Linked DNA regions of Homo sapiens: region 2 is linked to region 1. A link is an interaction called in ENCODE POLR2A ChIA-PET data of the cell type or tissue named here. Cell type or tissue: HepG2. All regions are shown on one strand. Links, peaks and the distances in the headings refer to the core of each region. The heading gives the core; the rest is flanking DNA. Region 1 has its middle 38 kb from the start of ASAP2. Region 2 overlaps ASAP2 (ArfGAP with SH3 domain, ankyrin repeat and PH domain 2).

Region 1 (2,910 bases), core at 138-2,637:
GAGAAGTAGCCGGGCTTCCACCTTCTTACTCCTTCTGTCTCCTCCCAGAGCTTCCCACTGGCCAAGAGCCTCCAGAAGCCAGGGAATGCTGAGCCTGGGTACCCCGCCTGCAGGCCTCAGGCCCACTCTGTGACCCGGAAGAGAGGGAAGAGCCGCAAAGGGATCTGAGGGACAGGAGGCCCAAGACCTGGGCATCCAGAGAGCTGATTCTTCTGAGGTTTCAGAGGGAGAATGAAGCTCAGCTGGGCGGAGAGCCTTGCTCAGATGAGGAAGCAACAGAAACAAACTAGAACCCAGCTCTCCTGAGTCCCCATCCTACACTGCTGGCATGAATCACAGCCCAGCAGACAGATCCCAGCTGCTTCTGGTTTGGGCTCGTGTAGCTATTTCTCCCCTGGCCCTCGGGTCAGCTGCACTTACGGCATTTTAAGATTCAAATGGGGCAGGGCAAGGTGGGGAAGTCGGGGATGATAGAACACAGAAGACAGGTAGCCCTCGCCCACTATCTAGTGAAGAGACTCCTCTCCATGCTAAAGACACTGCATAGCACAGAAAAACAAAAGACAAGTGCCTTTTGCCCTGAGAATTCCACAATGTGTGACACCCGAAGCTTCGGAAAACAGGGCTAGGACATGGGTTGTCACACACACCCTTCTCGGTTTGCATGTGGAGGAAGGTCAACGGCACAGCTATAAGGAAAACTGCATTCCTTGTGAAAGCAAGGGTTGGATGTCTGGAGCAACATCTTCAACCAGTGTTTTCATTTACAGATAAAGAACCTGAGACTTGGAGAGGTGATGTGATTTGCCCGAAGCCACACGATGAGTTAGTGGTCAATCCATTCATCTTAATGTCAGCTAGAGCATCCCTCTGCCTGGTGACTGACTTCCCAGGGGCCACGAATCAAGGACGTGGGACAGTTAGTCAGGAAAAGGACCCGAGCCTCTGCCGTGCTTCCTCCATGGCCTATTTAACCTTTGTGACCTTGTATAGCCTGCCTGGGCACAGCTGGCTGTTGATAACTAAGGAGCCAATCAACATCCAGAGCTGGGTGCCCAGGGCGAGGCAGCAGGTCCAGTTCTCACCGTGGCTCTGCTGCAAAGCCTAGGGCAGCAGCTGAGGGGCAGGCAGGGAGGAGCGCAAGAGGCAAAAAAGCAGGTGAGGAGGTGTTACCTGAAAGGGGTCCCCATCCAGACCCCAAGAGAGCGTTCTTGGATGTTGTGCAAGAAAGAATTCAAGGCAAATCCATAAAGTGAAAAGTCTCTGGCCAGACTTTGGGAAAGTCACTAAACACCAGTGCCCTGAGGACACAGTCACCTTTCAGTCTGCTTCCAGCTCTAGGGTTTAATGAAAGCTGTCAGCCACTTGCGGTTCTGCCTCCCTTTTATCAACAGTGTCTGTTTGCAGAGCAGGAGCCATTCATCCCAGCGCTGTGCTTTCAGCTCTGTCCACTGACCCTCTGTCAATATTCAGCGCAACAGCAGGTCAGTGCCTTCCAGCCTGTGTCACTCAGCACATCATTAGCCGCAAAGTCACTGGAAGGACCGCATTCTCTGGATTGTGCTGTCAACTTTGACTTCCAAAATACCAGCACATGCAACACTTTACATAGTTCCCCATGAGTTGACCAACATTTGAAAAATCTAAAGAGATCACTCTGATGACTCTTATGACACTGAAGGAAATATGCTTTTCATATTTAATCTAGGCTATTTATTTTCCCATGAGATAGCCAGAGAGGTGGAAATTCTGAGCATTCTCTTTACCTTAAGACATTTTTCTTGAGCTGATTTTTGTCTAGGAATGTCAAGATACTCGACACCCCAAGACCATGATCTAAGCATCTGGATAGAAATCAGGAGTTTGGCCAGCCCAGACCACCAGAAATTCCTGCTCAACAAACAAGTTATTTGCATCTAGGCCATAAGTTAGTTGTTGAAGTACTTTCTTTAATCTTCTCCTTAAGTGATGGTGAAACCCACTTGTGGTGGGCATTAAATGCTTAAAAGCAGAAGTTCAAAGAATGCATTTCGCTGTTCTCCATAGGGTTTGGCGCTGCCTCTTCAGAATAGAAAAAACAGGACACACCATGGAAATGGGTGTGTTTTGTTTCCAGAGGGAAGTTCTCTTGCTGATGCTGTCAGGAGCCAGTCCCTTTCTGCCAACTCAGCAAGGTCTCCTGGGGTTAGAGAAACAGTCCCCCCTGCAGTCAGTGAGAAGAATGAGTGGCTGAGGAGCCCTGGAAGGACAGTCTTGATGCTGCAGGCCAGGTGCCTAAGGCAGCAGCTGGGGAGGAGGCGGGAGGAGCGCAAGGGGCAGAAGAGCATTTGAGGAGATGTTACTGGAAAGGGGTCCCCATCCAGACCCCAAGGGAGAGTTCTTGGATTCTCGTGCAAGAAAGAATTCTAGGCAAATCCATAAAGTCAAAGCAAGTTTATTAAGAAAGTAAAGGAACAAAAGAATGGCTACTCCATAGGCAGAGCAGCCCCTGAGGGCTGATGGTTGCCTATTTTTTATGATTATTTCTTGATTATATGCTAAACAAGGGGTGGATTATTCATGAGTTTTCCAGGAAAAGGATGGGCAATTCCCGGAACTGAGGGTTCCTCCCCCTTTTAGACCATATAGGGTAACTTCCTCATATTGCCACGGCTTTTGTAAACTGTGGTGGTGTTGGTGGGAGTGTCTCTTAGCATGCTAATCATTATAATTAGCGTATAATGACCAGTGAGAACAACCAGAGGTCACTTTCATCACAATCTCGGTTTGGGTGGGTTTTAGTGGGTTTTGACCGGCTTCTTTACCACAACCTGTTTTATCAACAAGGTCCTTGTGACCTGTACCTTGTGCTGACCTCCTGTCTCATCCTGTGACTTAGAATGCTTAACCTCCTGGGAATGCAGCCCAGTA
Region 2 (2,910 bases), core at 158-2,657, 210 kb after region 1:
AAAAATACAAAAATTAGCCGGGTATGGTGGCGCGCACCTGTAGGCCCAGCTACTTGGGAGGCTGAGGCAGGAGAATCACTTGAACCCGGGAGGCGGAGGTTGCAGTGAGCTGAGATTGCACCATTGCACTCCAGCCTGGCAACAGAGCAAGACTCCATCTCAAAAAAAAAAAAATAAATAAAGTATATACTTTCAGGGTTTATAGACTGCTTGAGAGAAGGTTTAAAAGTTTGTTATATTGCAGTGCATGGAAATAGGTGAGCAGTGCTTTTCGTTAGAGGTTTATGATGAATCGCTTTATTCAATGAGTTACAGTTTGGATGTGGATTTTAATTAGGTGGCTGCTTCAACAGTTTTTGTTTTTGTTTTTGTTTTTTGTTTTTTTTGAGGCAGAGTCTCGCTCTGTCACCAAGGCTAGAGTGCAGTGGCACAATCTCGGCTCACTGCAACCTCTGCCTCCCAGGTTCAAGCGATTCTTCTGCCTCAGCCTCCTGAGTAGCTGGGACCACAGGCATGTGCCACCACGCCTGGCTAATCTTTATATTTTTAGTAGAGACGGGGTTTCACCATGTTGGCCAGGCTGGTCTCGAACTCCTGACCTCAAATGATCCACCCACCTCTGCCTCCCAAAGTGCTGGGATTACAGGCGTGAGCCACTGCGCCTGGCCAGTTTTAGTTTCTTGATTAGTTCAAACTTCATCTTTTAAAGTTTTACCTTCTGTATTTAGCTGTAGTTCTATACAATTACAAGATACATTCAGCCTCGACTAGGTCAAACTCACTGTGGATTTCATTAACCAGGCCCAATTTAATTTAGTGCTGCCTTTCTGTTCCTTTTAAAAATTGTCCTGGATGTCAGGCCTTTGCTGGGTTTTGCCTTAACGCCTCCTTTGCTCGCCCTTGAATTTTAGCAAACGAGTCAGGAGAGACTCCGCTGGACATTGCCAAGCGCCTCAAGCACGAGCACTGTGAGGAGCTGGTGAGTCTCCCACCACAAGGACGGGGTGGGGCACCTGTCACGGGACAGGGAGCCAAGCCTGTCCTCCTTGGGCAGGGTTTGCTGTGAACCAGTGTCCTGAGCAGAGCTCAGTGTTTCTGATGGGATGAGCCGAGAATCAGCCTGCCTTGGAGAAGGTATGCTAGGGAGTCTACAGGGAAACCTAGGGGGACCCACCCCTCGCAGTGAGACTTGGGGTGTGAGTCAGTGTTTGCTGGTTGGCCGTGTTGGTAACATCACTGCTGTGGTGGGACAACTGGAACAGAGGCCCGAGGCCACCACAAGGGCCTGCTCTCTGGCCTCCGTAAGCTGTTTACTTGCTACTTTGCAGGACATCAAGGCCAACCTCCTTTCTTTGTTCCTCAGCCCCAGATCATGTGGGTTGCTCAATACCATCTTTTCCTGTTCTGGAAGAAAAGACAATGTAGACAGTAGAAAGAGCCCACCAGGCCAGGCAGCCCTGGCCTTGCCGGGGGCTCCCCAGCTTGGCTTGGGAAGGAAACTCTCTTAGGCTGTTTCCTTATTTCTACAGTGCAGTCAGTTATACCAGTATATAAGGTTGTTGTGAGAATTATTATCAAATGCTGTAAAGCAGTTGACACACAGCGCTCAGTAAATAGATTAAGGCCAGGCACAGTGACTCACGCCTTGTAATCCCAAAGCTTTGGGAGGCTAAGGCAGGGGATGATGGCTTGAGGCCAGGAATTCGAGATCAGCCTGGCAACATAGTGAGACTCTGTCTCTGCAAATGATTTAAAAACTAGCAACGCATGGTGGAGCATGCCTGTAGCCCCAGTTACCCAGGAGGCTAAGGTAGGAGGATCACTTTGAGACCAGGAGTTCAAAGCTACAGTGAGCCATAATGGTGTCACTGCACTCCAGCCTGGGCAACAGAGCAACACGCCATCTCCACAAAAACGTTTCGAATTAGCTGGGTGTGGTGGCACGCACCTGCAGTCCCAGCTACTGGGGAAGTTGAGGTGGGAGAATGGACTTGAGCTTAGGAGTTCAAGACTACAGTGAGCCATGATTATGCCAATGCGCACCAGCCTGGGGGAGAAAAAAAAGAACTATTAATAATAAATGCTATACAAGTGTAAGATAAGTAACAGGTCCTCTTTCTAAGCACTGTACATCCACGAGCTCATTTAATCTTTTTTTTTTTTTTTTTTTTTGAGATGGAGTCTTACTCTGTCACCCAGGCTGGAGTGCAGTGACATGATCTCTGTTCACTGCAACCTCCGCCTCCCAGGTTTAAGCAATTCTTCTGCCTCAGCCTCCTGAGTAACTCGGATTACAGGCACCTGCCACCACGCCCAGCTAATTTTTATATTTTTAATAGAGACGGGGTTTCACCATATTGGTCAGGCTGGTCTTGAACTCCTGACCTCAAGCAATCCACCCGCCTTGGCCTCCCAAAGTGCTGGGATTATAGGCGTGAGCCACCACACCTGACCTGTCTCATTTAATCTTCATAGCTACCTTATGACATAGTTTCTGCTGTTGTCCTCATTTTACAGATGAGGACACAGGCACAGGAAAGTTAAGTGACTTGGCCAGGGTCATGTAGCTACTATCTGGTTATGGGGGAAATTAAGCCCTGAGGTCCTGAGACACCCATAGTGTGTAACGAATTAACTTCTCTTCTGCACATGTAGAACGGAACTAGCTATCTACCTTCCTTGAGAGAACTGAGAAAATAGCCACACAGATCATTTTCTACAGCGTTTAATTCTCTCATCCTGGTTGAAAAGGCTGGGTTTACAGTGAATGAGCACATTCATTCTCCTGGGGTTGAGCTTTCTCCCATATGGAGTATGGATACTTGCAGGCTGATCAGCATCCTTTAGATCTCAAATATCCTTTGCCTGTTGTTTTGGGGAAAACTCTAGCCCTGTTTTTTCTGTACGGTT

What was found. Peaks named below come from ENCODE experiments on the same cell type or tissue, not always from the same donor. Only the 100,000 strongest peaks of a DNase experiment are listed, where the experiment ranks them.
Region 2: POLR2A ChIA-PET joins it to region 1 with 6 read pairs; 2 of 35 experiments call an interaction of 5 or more read pairs at or near these places.

The regions. Positions count from the first base shown.
Region 1 is chr2:9,166,867-9,169,776 of GRCh38, forward strand. No RefSeq gene overlaps it. Among named protein-coding and RNA genes, the nearest start is that of ASAP2, 38 kb to the right of the region's middle. In HepG2, for the core only: no CTCF peak of the experiment used is centred there; a DNase peak (open chromatin) is centred at 1,425; H3K27me3 peaks cover 44 bases.
Region 2 is chr2:9,379,830-9,382,739 of GRCh38, forward strand. It overlaps ASAP2 (ArfGAP with SH3 domain, ankyrin repeat and PH domain 2), which reads left to right. Exons shown (of 28, transcript NM_003887.3): 20 at 912-979. Among named protein-coding and RNA genes, the nearest start is that of ITGB1BP1, 42 kb to the right of the region's middle. In HepG2, for the core only: no CTCF peak of the experiment used is centred there; DNase peaks (open chromatin) are centred at 1,312 and 1,662.